Regions from separate parts of the Mus musculus genome. Here region 1 is linked to region 2. A link is a loop called in an ENCODE intact Hi-C map of the cell type or tissue named here. Cell type or tissue: left cerebral cortex. All regions are shown on one strand. Each heading gives the region's core, and the rest is flanking DNA. Links, peaks and the distances in the headings are about the cores only.

The links. Hi-C counts contacts between places; a loop is a spot of excess contacts. Peaks named below come from ENCODE experiments on the same cell type or tissue, not always from the same donor. Only the 100,000 strongest peaks of a DNase experiment are listed, where the experiment ranks them.
Region 1: it touches region 2 in a loop (15-fold over the local background); 3 of 42 quality-filtered maps call a loop at or near these places.

What each region holds. Positions count from the first base shown.
Region 1 is chr14:17,602,341-17,611,778 of GRCm38, reverse strand. The region is part of intron 2 of Gm32269 (a long non-coding RNA gene); the gene reads left to right. Among named protein-coding and RNA genes, the nearest start is that of Gm32269, 26 kb to the left of the region's middle. In left cerebral cortex, for the core only: no CTCF peak of the experiment used is centred there; DNase peaks (open chromatin) are centred at 2,207, 4,398 and 5,546.
Region 2 is chr14:17,509,340-17,518,777 of GRCm38, reverse strand. It overlaps Gm32187 (a long non-coding RNA gene), which reads left to right. Exons shown (of 4, transcript XR_383104.2): 4 at 561-846. Among named protein-coding and RNA genes, the nearest start is that of Gm32187, 13 kb to the left of the region's middle. In left cerebral cortex, for the core only: no CTCF peak of the experiment used is centred there; DNase peaks (open chromatin) are centred at 4,809, 5,294, 5,822 and 6,638; H3K27ac peaks cover 2,015 bases.

The DNA.
Region 1 (9,438 bases), core at 924-8,923, 93 kb before region 2:
CTAGACAGATACCAGTTACCAAAGTTAAATCCAGATCAGGTTAATGATCTAAACAGTCCCATTTCTCCTAAAGAAATAGAAGCAGTCATCAATAGTCTCTCAAACAAAAAAACCAAACCAAACAAAAGAAAACAGCCCAGGACCAGATGGGTTTAGTGCAGAGTTCTAGCAGACCTTTAAAGAAGACCTAATTCCAACTCTCCTCAATCTATTTCACAAAATAGAAATGGAAGATACTCTACCCAATTCATTCTATGAAGCCACAATTACTCTGATACCTAAACCACACAAAGATCCAACAAAGAAAGAGAAATTCAGATCAATTTCCCTTATGAATATTGATGCAAAAATACTCAATAAAATCCTCCAAACCAAATGTAGGAACTCATCAAAATTATCATCCAACATGACCAAGTAGACTTTATCCCAGGAATGAAGGGATGGTTTAATATACAGAAATTCATCAATGTAATTTACTATATAAACAAACTCAAAGACAAAAACCACATGATCATCTCAGTAGATGCTGAGAAAGCATTTGACAAAATCCAACATCCCTTCATGATAAAAATTTTTGAAAGATCAAGAATTCAAGGCCCATACGTAAACATAATAAAAGCAATATACAGCAAACCAGTAGCTAACATCAAACTAAATGGAGAGAAACTCAAAGCAATCCCACTAAAATCAGGGACTAGACATGGCTGCCCACTCTTTCCCTACCTATTCAATATAGTACTTGAAGTCCTAGCCAGAGCAATTCGGCGACAAAAGGAGATCAAGGGGATACAAATTGGAAAGGAAGAAGTTAAAATATCACTATTTGCAGATGATATGATAGTATATATAACTGATCCCAAAAATTCCACCAGAGAACTCCTAAACCTGGTAAACAGCTTCATTGCAGTAGCTGGATATAAAATATCTCTACACAAAGGATAACCGGGCTAAGAAAGAAGTTAGGGAAACAACACCTTTCACAATAGTCACAAATAATATAAAATACCTTGGTCTGACTCTAACTAAGGAAGTGAAAGATCTCTATGATGAGAAGTTCAAGTCTCTGAAGAAAGAAATTGAAGATCTCAGAAGATGGAAAGCTCCTCCATGCTCATGGATTGGCAGGATTAATATAGTCAAAATGGCTATCCTGCCGAAAGCAATCTACAGATTCAAAGCAATCCCCATCAAAATTCCAGCTCAATTATACACTGAGTTAGAAAGTGCAATTTGCAAATTCATCTGGAATAATAAAAAGCTAGGGTAGCCAAATTCTCAACAATAAGAGAACCTCTGGTGGAATCACTACCGCTGACCTCAAGGTGTACTACAGAGAAATTGTGATAACCTGCATGGTACTGGTAGAGTGACAGACAGGTAGATCAATGGAATAGAATTGAAGACTCAGAAATGAATCCACACACCTATGGTTACTTGAAATTTGACAAGGGAACTAAAACCATCCAGTGGAAAATAGACAGCATTTTCAACAAATGGTGCAGGCACAACTGGCAGTTATCATGTAGAAGAATGGGAATTGATCCATTCTTATCTACTTGTACAAAGCTCAAGTCTAAGTGAATCAAGGAACTCCACATAAAACCAGAGACACTGAAAGTTATAGAGGAGAAAGTGGGGAAAAGCCTCGAAGATGTGGGCACAGGGGGAAAATTCCTAAACAGAACAGCAATGACTTGTGCTATAATTAGGAATTGACAAATGAGATCTCATAAAATTGCAAAGCTTCTGTAAGGCAAAAGACACTGTTGATAAGCAAAAAGGCCACCAACAGATTGGGAAAGGATTTTTACCAGTCCTAAATCTGATAGGGGACTAATATGCAACATATACAAAGATCTCAAGAAGCTGGACTCCAGAAATTGAAATAACCCCATTTAAAAAATGGGGTACTGACCTAAACAAAGAATTCTCATCTGAGGAATACGGAATCGCTGAGAAGCAACTGAAAAAAATGTTCAACATCCTTAATCAGCAGGGAAATGCAAATCAAAACAACCTTGAGATTCCACCTCACACCAGTCAGAATGGCTAAGATCAAAAATTCAGGTGACAGCAGATGCTGGAGAGAATGTGGAGAAAGAGGAACACTCCTCCACTGCTGGTGGGATTGCAAGCTTGTACAACCACTCTGGAAGTCAGTCTGGAGGTTCCTCAGAGAATTGGACATATTCCTACCAGAAGATCCAGCCTGGGCATATACCCAGAAGATGTTCTAACTGGTAATAAGAACACATGCTCTACTATGTTCATAGCAGTCTTATTTATAATAGCCAGAAGCTGGAAAGAACTCAGATGTCCCTCAAAAGAGGAATGGATACAAAAAAAAATGTGATACATTTACACAACGGAGTACCACTCAGCTATTAAAAACCATGAATTTATGAAATTCTTGGGCAAATGGATGTATCTCGAGGATATCATCCTTAGTGATGTAACCCAATCACAAAAGAAGTCATTAGATATGCACTCACTAAGTGGATATTAGCCCAGAAACTTAGAATACTTAGAATAGGGTACAAAACACCCATGAAAGGAGTTACAGAGGCAAAGTTTGGAGCTAAGTCAAAAGGATGGACTATCCAGAGACTACCCCACCCGGGGATACATCCCATAATCAGTCACCAAACCCAGACAGTATTGCATATCCCAGAAAGATTTTGCAGAAAGGACCCTGATATAGCTGTCTCATATGAGGCTATGCCAGTGCCTGGCAAATACAGAAGTGGATGCTCACAGTCAACTATAGGATAGAACACAGGACCCCCCCCCCCCATGGAGGAGCTAAAGAAAGCACTCAAGGAGCTGAAGGTGCCTGCAACCCTATAGGTGGAACAACAATATGAACTAACCAGTACCCCCAGAGCTCATGTCTTTAGCTGCATATGTAGCAGAAGATGGCCTAGTCGGCCATCACTGGGAAGAGTGGCCACTTGGTATTATATGTCCCAGTATAGGGGAACTCCAGGGCCAAGAAGTGGGAGTGGATGGGTAGGGGAGTAAGGTCGGGGGAGTGTATAGGGAACCTTTCGGGATAGCATTTGAAATGTAAATATAGAAAATATCTAATAAAAAAAAAAGAAATAGATAAATCCTTAGATACATAATGCATACCAAAATTAAGTCAGAAAATAAAAAGCAGCTTAAACAGTTAAAAATATGAACGAAAGCAACAACACTGAATTAATAGTAAAGGCAGTCTCAGAGCAGAAGCCCAGGGATGAGGAGACTTACTCTTCCTGGCTATTAAAGAAGATTCCCCTAGGACTTCCAATGTTCCTCAAATGTTAACCACGCTAATTGGTTGTTGGACCTGGGAAAATAGAGCCTAAAAAGGAGGCAGACTAAAGTCTCATGAAATATTGAACATTACTCAGAGCATCAGACAATTTATTACTCTGAGGGTTAAGAGAAGTCACATGAATAAAGTATACAGGTACATGGGTAAGACACATAGTGGCATGCAGGCTACACATGTTGGGCAAGCCACAGATCAACAAGCCATACATGGCAAAAACATGTTTTTTTTTTTAAAGGAGGCATATAAACAAATATTAATATCTTGGTGTAATGAATAATCTAAATTAAATTCACCCCTACCCACTACACCTGGGAGGGGCATAAAAGTACATTTCAAGAGAAATTCCATGGTTTTGAAAATAGACTGAGGGCACAAGACCCTTGTCTTATTTTCTTGAAATGTTCTTACAAGCATTCAGAATTCTCCTTACACTACTCCATTCTTGTACTGTGTTCCAGCCCTCCAACGTTTTCCTAAAACAGAAAGGTAAGGACACCACTGAACTGAGCATTTGAAGTAGGAATAACCACTATACTCAAGTCAGATAAGGATATTACAATAAAAGAAAGTATAGATCAATTTTATTGAATAGCAGAGACACAGAAATCTTCAATAAGATGTTTGCAAAACAGATAGAATATTATATAAGGATTTACATTAACAACAAATTTTGCTTAATTCCATGGATGAAAGAATGGTTCTATATATATGAAACTATAAATGTGATACCATATAAATAGACTCTGATCTATTATCACATGATCACCTTAATAGATACATGAAAGACCTTAAAACTTAGTATTCTATTACAATCATCCATGAAAAAAGCCAGGAATAGAAGGAACATATATCAACACAGCACAGGCTATGTCTACAATGACTATAGTCAATGATAATTGTAAATGTGGAAAAACCCAAATCATTTTCTGTAAAATAGGTTTCAAAGATTTATTTTAATTTTAGGGGTGTGTGTGTGTATACACGTGTACATGTGTATATGAATAACTGCGGGTACCTTCTGAGACCAGAGGATTTGGATTCCCCTGGAGCTTGAATGACAGATGGTTATGAGCTGACAGATGGGATGTGGGATTGAACTTGGGTCTTCTACAAGAGTTGTATATGCTTTTAACCACTGAAGCATTTCTTAAAATTTTGAATTAGCTAAAGGTGCCCACTGCTTCTATTTATGTTCAGTCTGCTGCTTGAAATCTTAGAGGAATAAGGTAAGAGAAAGAAATGAAATGAATCTAATAAAAAACAAAAAAGTGCTGGGCAAGTGGTGTCTCATGCCTTTAATCCCAGCACTTGGGAGGCAGAGGCAGGTGGATTTCTGAGTTCGAGGCCAGCCTGGTCTACAGAGTGAGTTCCAGGACAGCAAGGGCTATACAGAGAAACCCTGTCTCAAAAAAAAAAAAAAAAAAAAAAAAAGTTTGATTATCCCTACTTGTAAAAGACCCAGACTCCACTAGAAAGCTCTTAATTCTGAAAAACACTTTTACTCAAGCAGCAGTTTGAAAATAACAACAGTATATTTATGTGTATGTGTACGTGTACGTGTACATGTATATGTATATGTACCTGCATATGATGTATATGTATATGCATATGTCTATGTGTATGTATTTGTATATGTATGTATGTTGAAGATTGGTATTGAAGAAAACCTAGATTTGGAAAGAATTCCCATGTTCATGATCAAAAGTATTATCAAAAGTAACCTACAAATTGCAAATAATCACTATGAAAATTAAATGAAACTCTTCTCAGAAACTGAAAAAAAATCATAAAGATGAAAAGGAAGCCAAAACAATCCTAGACAGAAGGTATTAGGGGGAGATATATTAGTTATTTGCCTTGTTATTATTATGAAAGACCCTGAGGTACAAAATGTTTCACAGTTTCAAGATATTGTCTATCCTGGTGGGGGCATGGTATCGGGAGTTAAAGGGAATTGGGCTACGTTGTATCCACTGTCAGGGAGCAGGGCTCTCAATGTATCCACTCTCAGGAAGAAGGTGTTATATTGCATCCACTGTCAGGAAAGGAATCCTTAGCTCAGTTGACTTTTCTCTTTTTATTCAGTCCATTATTCCAGCTTAGGGAAAGGCATTGCTCACATTTAGCATGAGTTTTCTCACTTCAATTAATCTAATTTAGATGATGTCTCACAGACTGCCCAGAGATTTGTTTCCACGGAGATTCTAATCCCATTAAATTGCCAGTGAAGATTAACCATCAAAGGGGACTATTTTGGGAGCTGGAAGGGGACCAGGCAGAGGATAAAGCATGAGTGTGTGTGGGGTGAGGATGGTTTGTGACTATGATGTTCAAAAATACATTTGTGACAGTGTTATAATGAGACGCATTATTTTGTATGTAAACTAAAAAATCAATTAAACTTTCAATTTCAAAAACTAACTAGCACCACGTCTAATGTATGATATATACTATTGTCCATTTACTGTTTTTCACTTAGCTTTGTTTACCGTTTTTCCCTGTAAAAATGATGTTGTTTGTATTATATTCACTAGCATAAACTTGGCTTTGTGTATTTAGTTATGTTCTAGACATTTTACAGTGTTAGTTATTTCACAGCTATTTAGTGTTTCATCGTTCTGGAATGGATACTGTTGTAATAAAGGAAGTGGAAGCCAGGTATGCTTTTTATCTACCAGTTTATTTTTCAAATACCTTTAATTAAATAATCTGCCTTCATGCTGTTTGCTTAAAGGCCTCTTTCTCCTACTTTCCTTTTCAGTGACTGCCTCCTTGGGCATTTTTATTGCTGTCTCTTTCTTTAGCAGCACAATTCAACTCTAAGGATCATGACTTGGTTTCTAGAAGCCTGTCTGCACTCAACTGTAACATTTTGCTGTTTCTCAAACTCAGGCATTGAGAGTAGTTTATTCTTTTGACATTTCCTAACCAGTTCAGCCAATATCTTCCCGAATTAGTCATCCTTATTCCCTCTGCAGAAGCTTAACATTTTTTATTTCTTTCAGGGGTATGTATCTATTCCGCCTATGTTTTTGGAAATTTCTTCACAGTCTTATTATTATGATGGTTCCTTTTAGGCAGTTCATTATTTCTGTAGTTTTCATCTATATAAAACAACTATAATTATTTTTATAAATTTGCTTTCTAAACACTGCTATCCTGCCATGAACGTTTTAATCATACTTTTGTTTAAACATCTGAACTTTTAAACTTCAAAAATCAGATAAATTCAGTCTATTTCAATGACTTTAAAGCAAAATGAATAAACAATTTCCAGATTTCACACTTGGAATTTTCTCCGTATTTCTGCAGAGAGTCCCTGCAGAGGAAAGTGTAGTTTTATCTTATTGTAACAAGTACATAGAAATATGGATGAAGTCACATGGTTAGCCTTTTTACTTCAGACCACCAACTTAAATTTTCATTCCTCTGGCAAATGTGCTTTAAGTTATGGCATGATGTCTTTCTTATATGGATACATGGCATTCCTTGGTGGGGAGCATCATTTGTACCTTGTGAACCATGAGAATTTAGAATGTCTTTTCTCATTATCGGTGCTATTTAAGAGGAATTTTTCAGTTTCACTCATAAGCTTGGTTTGGAAATTAATGTTAATGCTTTCCAGTAGGAATGCAACTTAATTTTTCCGTAACATTTCATTTGGTATTATTGAAGCAATGAGTAGTATTTTCCTTGTGCCATCCATGTGCTCCAATATGACACTGACTGTAAACTCTACAGACTCTGCATTCTGCTTCCTGACTTGTATATTTCTATCATGTTTGCACTTATCTAGGGTTTGTGTATAGTCCCATGAGAGATGGCTTCTGTTTTCTGATTTGTATATTTCCATTGTGTTTGCTTGCACTTATCTAGGGTCTGCAGGGAGATGGCCTGACACTGATGGTGAGATTTCTGTCAGCTAATTTGTCAAGTATATTGCTGAATTAAATATATTTATAAATTTCTTCCTTATGCTTTGGAACTGCTTAAACAGACTGATTAAGTCTGGTCTTTGAAAGTTAAAGTGGTTCACTCATTTAAATTAAAACAAAACAAAACAAAACAAAAGTAAAAATAAATTATGCTTTGAAATCAGAGGTTTAAAAGCACAAAAATCTACCCTGGGCGATGGCTGACTTCCTTATGGTCTTCTTAGCCCTGTATCTCTTCTTCTCAGTGTTCTGCATTTAGAGAATTCTATTTTGTTTCATTTTCTTTTTTGAGGACAAGTCCTTCTCTGTGTAGTAGGGATGGCTGAAAACCTGCCATCCCCCTGCCTCATTCTTCCAATTACTGGGATTGCAATTGTGCATGATCATATCTGGGTTAAGGTTGGGGGAATTTTGAGCACAAGGATTTTATAGTAAATATGAGAGAAACTGAAGGAAAGGTAGAAAGGGGTAGAATTATAAAGGGGGATGTTATAGAATGGATAGTGGTTAAGGGATGGATTGATAGGGAGAAGGTGTTATAGGATGGATGGTAGTTAGGGGATAGGTTGATGGAGGGAGGGAGTTATAGGAAGGATGATGCTTAGGCAGATTAATTAGGCAGCTAGTTTCTAAATATAGAGTGAGGATGATAAGAATGAATGGTACCATGGAAGGTTACAGCTGTAAAAGGGGGGAGGGGTTGAGCAAGGTTGAGAATTGAGGACTCTGGGCAGGACACAGTGTATGTAGCATGCAGAGGTGACCTGTGCAGTGAAAGTGCAGTAGAGCCACATCTGTAGAGTAAAAGGGTCAGGCATGTGTGTGGCCTTCAACTGTCTTCCTCTGTGGTACTATGAGCAAACCTAAGGAAAATGGGGCGAGAATCTCATGACCTACCAAAGAAGGGTTGGAGAGATGACGCAAAATCAACAGTGTACCGCTCTTGCAGAAGGTCTGAGTTTGATTCCCAGCATCCACAGGGACAGCTAAAAATCACCTGTGACTCCAGCTTCAGGGGGATCTTACATCTCTGGCCTCTGCTGCTGCCTGCACACCCCCATGTGTATGCATATAATGTAAATAAAGTAAGTATTTAAAAAGATGCCAAAGAGACTGAAGAAGAAGTGAGACAACACACTGATCTGAACCAAAACAGAAAGAAAGTGGCCTTTAGGGTGAAGACCACCTGAGGTCTCATTTCTCGGAGTGGCTGGGATCCTCTGAGAGGTTATCAGCAAATGCTTATGAGATGGTGGGAGAAACTTTTAAGATACATTAAATGAAAATAAATTGAGTGCAAATAGTAATGGATAGAGAACACTTAAAAAAAAACTCATGGGTCAATGTAAAAGATCCCATTCTTGGCTGAGTAGAGCAGTTTCTGTTATTTTCAACATTTCTGGTGAATATGAGTGTCAGAAAACAAGTAAGTCAGTTCACACACTAGGTCCAGCTGGATCAGTGACATAGCCAGGAAGCATCATGTATGTGTACAAGTATATATGTGTGTCTTTGTGAAAGTATATGAGTATGTGCAATGTATGTATGTATGTATGTATGTATGTATGTATATATGTATGTATGTATATGTTTGTGTATGTGTGTACATGTACACATATGCACAAATCTATGTATGTATGCCTGTTTGTGTGTGTCTGAAAAGTTTCTTAGGTCTGAAGTATCAGCTTGTTATTCATGGTTTCATAGAACTCTTTATGTGGGCGTCATTTATTTTTGTTTCTCTGCTTTTCTTAAGAAGTACCAACTACCAACATGGGTGAGTTTGTATCAGCTCCTCACAAATAAACAAGAAAGTTATGGCTGTAATTTGAAACTGAATCTACTCAACTATAAAGAAAGAAAAGCATGGCTGTTTTGTTTCCGAGGCACTGAGCTCTCCAGCAGCCATGCCAACATTCACTTTGCCAGTTCCTTGCAAATTGGCAGAACTAATCTTGGCCTCTCATTCTGAAGGTGCCCTGTCTTTGGAACTGGCATGGCTATCATTTGGGGAAGTGCAACCTTGACTGCTGACATTTCTTAGGGCCTGCAAAGCCCCTGGATGACTTCAACCAGTGGGAAAAGGCCACCACTGTACTCCTGTGTTTGAGACCTTGAACAAGACCAATGGCTGCTTTCTGGTGTGTGCCACCTACCCATGCTCTGTAGGTTACAACATCTTCT
Region 2 (9,438 bases), core at 754-8,753:
GAGACCAGCCAGCCAAGGGATCCTTGGGGAGACATGTTCCAGGCTACAAGCTTGGTTTTTACTGTTGCTGCTGGCACTTAGTGTGTAAAGGAAAGAGGAGAATGGGCCATTAGTTATATGTTCCTCGAGTTATCACTTTGAATACCGAGGTAGCATTCATAAAACACAGAAATGAAAATGAGAACAAGAGCCATTGGGGTGGGAAGGAGGGGTGCCCCAACCAGGTTCACTGGGGTTGAAGTTCCAATAAGAATCCTGTATTGAAGTTCCCCAGAAGTGGTCATAAGACAGTGACTGGAACATATTGATATTAATACCCAGGGAGATATTCCCAGCTTATCCTTAGAGAAATGATATCTTAAGAGAGACTGTACAGGGTAGGGCTGAGAGAAAGGGACAGCCAGGAAGGATGTTCCAAGAGAGGATAGTTATCTGTTTCTCTATTTGTACCACTGGCCTGCCAAGCTGAGTGACATTTTCATCAGCTCCATGGAAGCTGCCAAAGTGTCACATACTATTGATGGTGCTTTAGTAAGCCATAGTCATCCATTTCTCCCCAGAATATCAGGAGAATGGCCAATCAAGGTTCAGATGTGAACTCTGGGTCCACTGGGAGAAAACAAGCTGGAAGGTATTTGCAAAAATGTACTGCTCTGTAGAATGCAAGGTAAGTTTATTAATTTATTAGGTGAGCCTCATGTTAATTTTGAGTTCAAAAATTCCAGTGTGAGGTCTCAGCTGCAGTGCCAAGAAAGGAGAGGGAAAATGTGAGGGGAAAGATAATTCCAGGAGCCACACAGCAGTAGGGAATACATGGTATATTCACTTTGAAGATCCTCAGGCAACCAGGCACACACCATACACATTGATTACCATCGAGGACACCTAGAAACACTTGTACGTTGGCACAGAGGCACATGGAGGCTGACACACAAACCTACAAAACACGTGATAGAATTGAACAAAACCATCCAAGACCTAAAAATCGAAATAGACACAATAAAGGAAACTGAAAGTGAGACAACGCTGGAGATAGAAACCCTAGGAAAGAAATCTGGAACCATAGGTGCAAGCATCAGCAACAGAATACAAGAGATGGAAGAGAGAATCTCAGGTGCAGAAGATTCCATAGAGAACATCAGCACAACAGTCAAAGAAAATACAAAATGCAAAACGATCCTAACTCAAAACATCCACAAATCCAGGACACAATGAGAAGACCAAACATATGGATAATAGGAGTAGATGAGAATGAAGATTTTCAACTCAAAGGGCCAGCAAATATCTTCAACAAAATTATAGAAAAAAAAAGAAAAAACCTTCCCAAACCTAAAGAAAGAGATGCCCATGAACATAAAAGAAGCCTACAGAACTCCAAATAGACTGGACCAGAAAAGAAATTCCTCCTGACACATAATAATCAGAACAACAAATGCACTAAATAAAGATAGAATATTTAAAGAAGTAAGGGGAAAAGGTCAAGGAACATATAAAGGCAAGCCTATCAGAATTATACCAGATTTTTCACCAGAGACTATGAAAGCCAGAAGATCCTGGACAGATTTTATACAGATCCTAAGAGAACACAAATGCCAGCCCAGGCTATACCCAGCAAAACTCTCAATTACTATAGATGGAGAAACCAAAGTATTCCATGATAAAACGAAATTCACACAATATCTTTCCTTTTATGCTGAGAAAACATTTGACAAAATCGGACACACCTTCATGATAAAAGTTTTGGAAAGGTCAGGAATTCAAGGCCCATACCTAAACATAATAAAAGCAATCTACAGGAAACCAGGAGCCATTATTAAACTAAATAGAGAGAAATTAGAAGAAATCTAACTAAAATCAGGGACTAGACAAGGCTGCCCACTTTCTCCCTACCTATTCAACATTGTATTTGAAGTCCAACCCAGAGAAATTCAACAACAAAAGGAGATCAAGGGGATGCAAACTGGAAAGGAAGAAGTCAAAATATCACTTTTTGCAGATGATATGATAGTATATATAAGTGACCCTAAAAATTCACCAGAGAACTCCTAAGCCTGATAAACAGCTTCAATGAAGTAACTGGATATAAAATCAACTCAAACAAGGCAATGGCCTTTCTCTACACAAAGGATAAACAGGCTGAGAAAGAAATTAGGGAAACAACACCCTTCTCAATAGTCACAAATAATATAAAATACTTTGGCGTGACTCTAACTAAGGAAGTGAAAGATCTTTATGATAAGAACTTCAAGTATCTGAAGAAAGAAATTAAAGAAAATCTCAAAAGATGGAAAGATCTCCCATGCTCATGGATTGGCAGGATCAATATAGTAAAAATGGCTATCTTGCCAAAAGCAATATACAGATTCAATGCAATCCCCATTAAAATTCCAACTCAATTCTTCAACGAATTAGAAAGGGCAATCTGCAAATTCATCTGGAATAGCAAAAAACCTAGGATAGCAAAAAGTCTTTTCAAGGATAAGAGAACCTCTGGTGGAATCACCATGCCTGACCTAAAGCTGTACTACAGAGCAATTGTGATAAAAACGGCATGGTACTGGTATAGCAACAGACAAGTAGACCAATGGAATAAAATTGAAGACCCAGAAATGAACCCACACACCTATGGTCACTTGATCTTTGACAAGGGAATTAAAACCATCCAGTGGAAAAAAGACAGCATCTTCAACAAATGGTGCTGGCACAACTGGCGGTTATCATTTAGAAGAATGTGAATTGATCCATTCTTTCTCTTTGTACTAAGGTCAAATCTAAGTGGATTAAGAAACTCCACATAAAACAGAGACACTGAAACTTATAGAGGAGAAAGTAGGGAAAAGCCTCGATGATATAGGTACAGGGGAAATATTCCTGAATAGAAAAGCAATGGCCTGTGCTGTAAGACTGAGAATCAACAAATGGGACCTCATAAAATTGCAAAGCTTCTGTAAGGCAAAAGACACCGTCAATAAGACAAAAAGACCACCAACAGGTTGGGAAAGGATATTTACCTATCCTAAATCACATAGGCGACTAATATCCAATATATGTAAAGAACTCAAGAGGGTGGACCCCAGAAAATCAGATAACCCCATTAAAAATGGGGCTCAGAGTTAAACAAAGAATTCTCACCTGAGGAATACCGAATGGCTGAGAAGCACCTGAAAAAATGTTCAACATCCTTAATCATCAGGGAAATGCAAATCAAAACAACCCTGAGATTCCACCTCACACCAGTCAGAATGGCTAAGATCAAAAATTCAGGTGACAGCAGATGCTGGTGAGGATGTGGAGCAAGAGGAACAGTCCTCCATTGTTGGTGGGATTGCAAGCTTGTACAACCACTCTGAAAATCATTCTGGCGGTTCCTCAGAAAATTGGACATAGTACTCCCAGACGACCGTGCAATACCTCTCCTGGGCATATATCCAGAAGATGTTCCAACCGGTAAGAAGGACACATGCTCCACTACGTTCATAGCAGCCTTATTAATAATAGCTAGAAGCTGGAAAGAACCCAGATGTCCCTTAACAGAGGAATGGATACAGAAAATTTGGTACATCTACACAATGGAGTACTACTCAGCTATTAAAAAGAATGAATTTATGAAATTACTAGGCAAATGGATGGACCTAGAAGGCATCATCCTGAGTGAGGTAACCCAATCACAAAAGAACTCACACAATATGTACTTACTGATAAGTGGATATTAGCCCAGAAACTTAGAATACCCAAGATATAAGATACAATTTGCTAAACACATGAAACTCAAGAAGAACCAAGATCAAAGTATGGCCACTTTGCCCCTTCTTAGAATTGGGAACAAAACACCCATGGAAGGAGTTACAGAGACACAGTTTGGAGCTGAGACAAAAGGATGGACCATCTAGAGACTGTCATTTCTGGGGATCCATCCCATAATCATCCTCCAAACGCTGACACCATTGCATACACTAGCAAGATTTTGCTGAAAGGTCCCTGACATAGCTGTCTCTTGTGAGACTATGCCGGGGCCTAGCAAACACAGAAGTGGATGCTCACAGTCAGCTATTGGATGGATCACAGAGCCCCCAATGGAGGAGCTAGAGAAAGTAACCAAGGAGCTAAAGGGATCTGCAACCCTATAGGTAGAACTACAATATGAAGTAACCAGTACCCCTGGGCTCTTGACTCTAGCTGCATATGTATCAGAAGATGGCCTAGTTGGCCATCAGTGGAAAGAGAGGCCCATTGGACTTGCAAACTTTATATGCCCCAGTACAGGGGAATGCCTGGGCCAAAAAGTGGGAGTGGGTGAGTAGGGGAGTTGGGGGTAGGGCATGGGGACTTTTGGGATAGCATTGGAAATGTAAATGAAGAAAATACCTAATTAAATAAATAAATAAATAAATAAATAAATAAATAAATAAACAAATAAATTAAAAAAAAAAGAATGTTGGTCAACATCCATGCAGAAACTGCACATTTGCACATTCTGAAAGAATGAAAGAAGATAGTGATGATGCCTCATGAAGGGATAAGAGAAGGAACTGAACTGAGAAACAATGATGGAGGGAGTCCAGGAAGAAGCCTGGTACTGTGTGCATGGTGCACAGATGAACACAAATCTCAAATAGGCTGGATTCAGGTCTGATCTGTTATTTCAGAAAGAATATCAGGATGAAGATGCAGAGCACACTGTACTTTTGGTATGTGTGTTTACAAGAATCAGCATATCCCTAGGCACCTGCAGGTTTAGAATATGGTATACAAAGAACAGAGAGACAGCAGCAGACCTCGTTTGAAGCCTAATGTGGGAGCTCCAACTATTTTGAGCATTGTCCACAGACTCTGAAGTCCACCTACACACAATCTGTGTGAGATTTTAAATTGACCATCTTGGTATATGAAGAATTTCTCACATTAGCACTGGGAGATGCCTGTAATCTCACTGGGAAAGGAGCACCATCAGAGGTTCTAAACCATCTCTCCTTGTCTTTGGATCAGGAGTAATTCACCATGTTCCAGCTTGCTGACATAATTTTAGGAGAATGAGATTAGACTACATCAAAACTGCATTACTGATTATCACCACTGCTAATAAAAATTGCTACATAATACAACCCCACAGAAAATAATGTGGGCAGGATTAGCTAGCTACTCAAACTTTATTGTTTGCTAGGCCCTTGTAGGTTATAGATTAGCTACTATAGTAGATAATACTACTATTGCATGCCTGTGTGGAGGTTCTAAAACCTGAAATATTAGCAGGCTTCCAGGGAATTGTAGTGAGAGTTCCTGATTGAGACTCACAGATATCCAAAGTTCCATTCCACTTTCTTAAGAGGAGTAAGACTTCCCCTGAATCACTGCCAACTTACTCTAGAAATCGACAACTTCAGGTGCAGATTCAAATCTATAGCTTGTCATTATCTTTTAAGCTTGTGTTTCCTCATCAATTGATTTTTTTTCCTTAAGAATTCTAGTGAAATTTGGAAGTTTCTATGATAGGAGCCATGTAACTACTGAGAATGAAAAGAAAAATTTAATTTTAGTTGTTATGCTAAAGATAGAAGATTTATATGAGGAAGTAAGTAAGCAGGCATGTTAGAGAATTACTGAAAATTCTCAGATTTACAATGACAAAAAGTGTACTGAATCTTATGAGGTAATATGATGTCTTTCTGAACAGGATGGGACTGAAATAGCAAATGCCTTTGATTGCTCACCTTGCCTAAGATAGGCACTTTGAAAACAAGTCACAGAAGATAACATTTCAGAGTTTTCCTATGTGTATTTTAATGTTCTGTAGGGATGGAAAGAAGGCCAGAATGAGGGAAGTCCTGACTGAATATGTATTGTTGACATAGGCCCAGCCATGTGGAGTACTTCAGGGCTTTGGATCCATGAAAAACTGGCAAAGCCATTATGCATATGAACCAGGTTCAAGAGGAATGCCAAAGCTTTTTTCATACATTCTTGTATGAGTGTTATGGCCTTTGACAAAGATGTACAAAGACTAGTGACTGCAGCTTCCTCCTCAGATGATTACAGCCTGAGACTGCTCACCTAGAACAGCCTCCTTCTAAGGCTACCCTCTTCCCTTGTGCTGTACTTAATAAAAGTTCCTGAAGGTCTTGGCTGCAGAGGTAGCAATCTCACTTGGTTCCAACATCACTGCCATTGTGTCCATGTGTCAGTCCTTACTTAATTCTTCAGCACCCATAGTCAATGTTCAGGGCCTAAGTCCCATAGATTGTGGAGCATTAACAGTAAAGATTTTTAAACACTGGCCTCAGATATTCTACCCTGTTCATAAAAAAAATGAGCATTGTTAACTGCTATGTTTCTACCATTGTTATCTTGTTCATTGTTATCTTCCTTTGCATCTCTGGGCTGTGTAGTATATGTATACAGCATATGTATACAGGGAATGAGAGAAGGATGTTGCACACACATGATGTATATGTGTTCAACATATTGGCATATGACACACTTCGGCATCTCATCCCTACTGCACCCTTTGGGGGACCCTGAATCTGAGCCTGAGATAGTCACCTTTGTCAAAGACTAAGAACTTTTCTCCATTCCCCATTCCTGCCTCCTGTGCTGTTTTTGCCAGAGTCTGTGATAGCAGATGTGGTAAGAGTGTGTGAGGTTGCCAAGATGCTTAACCTAGCCTCTGAGATTGCTGTGCCTGACACCTAAAGTTCCATATTCAGGAAGACTATCCACGCATCCATGAAGGATGGGCTTCTCAAGGAGGAGGAGGAAGAGGAATAATTTGTATTGGCAAGACTTAGAAGCTATCAATGCATAAATTAGACCACCAACTTGTAGAATCATAGTGAAAGACTCTTGCTTTAGAATATTTTCTCTGGGTTTTATGTTTAATTTGTTTGCTTATTCTTATAATGCCAAATTATTGAGTACCCGTTTTTGGTAAAGAATGTTTCACATAAGATTAGTGTTCACAGGGTAACTGCCTGTAAACTAGAAATGTTTTTCATTGACAACTAAAGGCAAATAACAGAATTGCATTCAGGCTTGCTTGGGCTAAATTGTGTAAAAGACACTTTTCTTATCTCTATGAATGAATACCTGCTACAAAAGCATCTTAGAGGTAAGGCCTCATTTTGTTTTATCATTGAGGGGAAAATGTGGCGACAGAACACAGAGCAGATGTTCACATGTATCTGTAATCAAGAAGCAGAAAGCAGATAATAAACATTGCTTGGCTATGAAGTCTTAAGGTCTACCACTATTGATGTGCTTCCTGCAGCAAGATGACACTTTCCCCAAAGTTCTACAACCTTCTAACAGTTCAATCAGTCAGGGACTGACTCTGCAAACACATGAGGCTCTGGGGACCATTTCACATTCAAATAAAAGAGAAGTTGTAGAAAAATAATGGGTGTATCCAGATAGAATATGCAGAATAACCAACCCCTGGCTTGAGGACATGAGATGCTCTGGGGCTCTTTCTTATAATTGTGCTGTCTGACCAAATGGTCTCTCATATCTTTACATCTAACCTACTACAGCTAAGCTCCTTTGCTCAGTACAAGCTCACATACCTGCCAGCTCACCATAGCCCTGGACTCAAATATGCAAGTTTTCACAATGTCTTCACAATCCTCACTCATCCTTCTATGTCTCTAGCTCCTTAGTTCATATCCTTTTAGAAGGGATCTACTTATGCTAGATTCAAGATGGTTCCTTTGGTGGAATATAACAACTTTAAAGATATGCTTCTTATCTACACCAGCATTTTGGAATAGAACTTCTTAGACCTGGTCTTCCCTGTATCAACCAGAACTGTTGGTTCTTTGAGTTCCTTATAAAAGTCTCTTGGGCATATCTTTAACACTATAGCCATGGAATGCCAGTGAACCTTGTTGCAAGCCCAGGAAGATAGAGTCTTTTTAGGATCAAGACACTGTTGAAATGTTCCATGTGATTTTGAAATATTTTTTAACTGAGTCATTTGTGTCCTACTCAGGACCCTTTGAAGTAGAAATTTCTTGTTTATTTGGAGACTCAGTTGTGTCTTGTGATTTTTTTTTCTGGAAACTGTCTTCTAAGAGGATGGTTTTGCTGAAGCAGACACATGGGAGGATATTTTTCTGAGAAGAGATATATGATGTTTTTCTGGAGGCAGCCTAGAAAGGGGATATGTGGAGCTTTTCTAGAGAGGATGCTTTAGAGAACACATGATGTTTGGAAAATATAACCCAACTGACAATTATGCTGTGTGGTATTGGTTTGCCTTGCCACTCTTTGCTGGTCATCTTTTGTCATGATTTCATAGAAAGAAATGCACCAAAGAACTTCTGGTAATGTTCTGGTGGCTTCTTGCTGCTTCCACAGACTTGGACCAATTGGCAAAGGCTCTCAGTTTCTTGTGGATCAAACTGCTGTTTTGATTCTTGAATGGAGTTTGTGAGTGGATGGAGCTGCTGCTACTGATTCCTGGGAAGTGAACTGCTGATACCCGGACAATGCAGATTATGTGAGCTCCAAAGAACTACTTCTAAAGAGGTCCACACCCCCCAATACCCTATTACCCTTTCCTTTCCACTACCTCTGGTGGGTGGTGGTCTAGGAGGTAAGTTAAAGCATTTAAGTACACTTATTAAAGTAGATTCTGAAAAGTATGAGCCTACAACCCTTACCTGAGGATACAGTCCATGAGGAGACTCTGGGGAGCTCAAGCATGGTGATCATGGCTCAGCTAAGGCCTACCCTTCTCTCCCATTACCTCTCCATCATTCAAATCTTTACATTTCTCCCTCCTGTCTCCTTCAAATTCATGGCCTCTCCTCCCATCCGTTGTTATGGTGTGTATGTGTATATAGGCCTAAATATAATCTCGGTTCATGGAGTATTATTCTTTTGTATGTTTTGTATATTTTGTATGTATGTTTTCAGGACATTTCAGGACTGACTGTTTGGCACTGAACAGCTAATTAGTGTGTTCATTATGGAGCTGACCATCTCCTATATTGGATTTTTTTCTTAATTGGATTATTTGAGATGGGAAGTCTTTTGATAAAAGTGGATCTCTGAGGTCAGAAGACCCACCCTAAATCTGAGCCACACCATCTGGTGGAAGCCTGTATAAAAGATACTGGAAGAAGGAAGACCCCATTTTTTGCCTATGTACCCTCTCTTTCTCTGGGGAACTTATCTGTCCTGCTGCAGATATTTTTCAGAATCTACTTTAATAAGTGATTCACTGGTGTTAGAGCTAACTTCTTTGGAATCCCAACATATATTCAAGACCACCTTAGACATTTAGCCTTGTACACTGAAAAACTATTGGATTCTTGAACTTTCCATTAGGAGACAGCCACTGTTGGAGTAGTCAGACCACAGCCTGTATGCCACTCCATGAATCCAAATTTAATATGGATTTAGTGGTCAGTTCTGTTCTTTTAGAAAACTCTGACACATAAC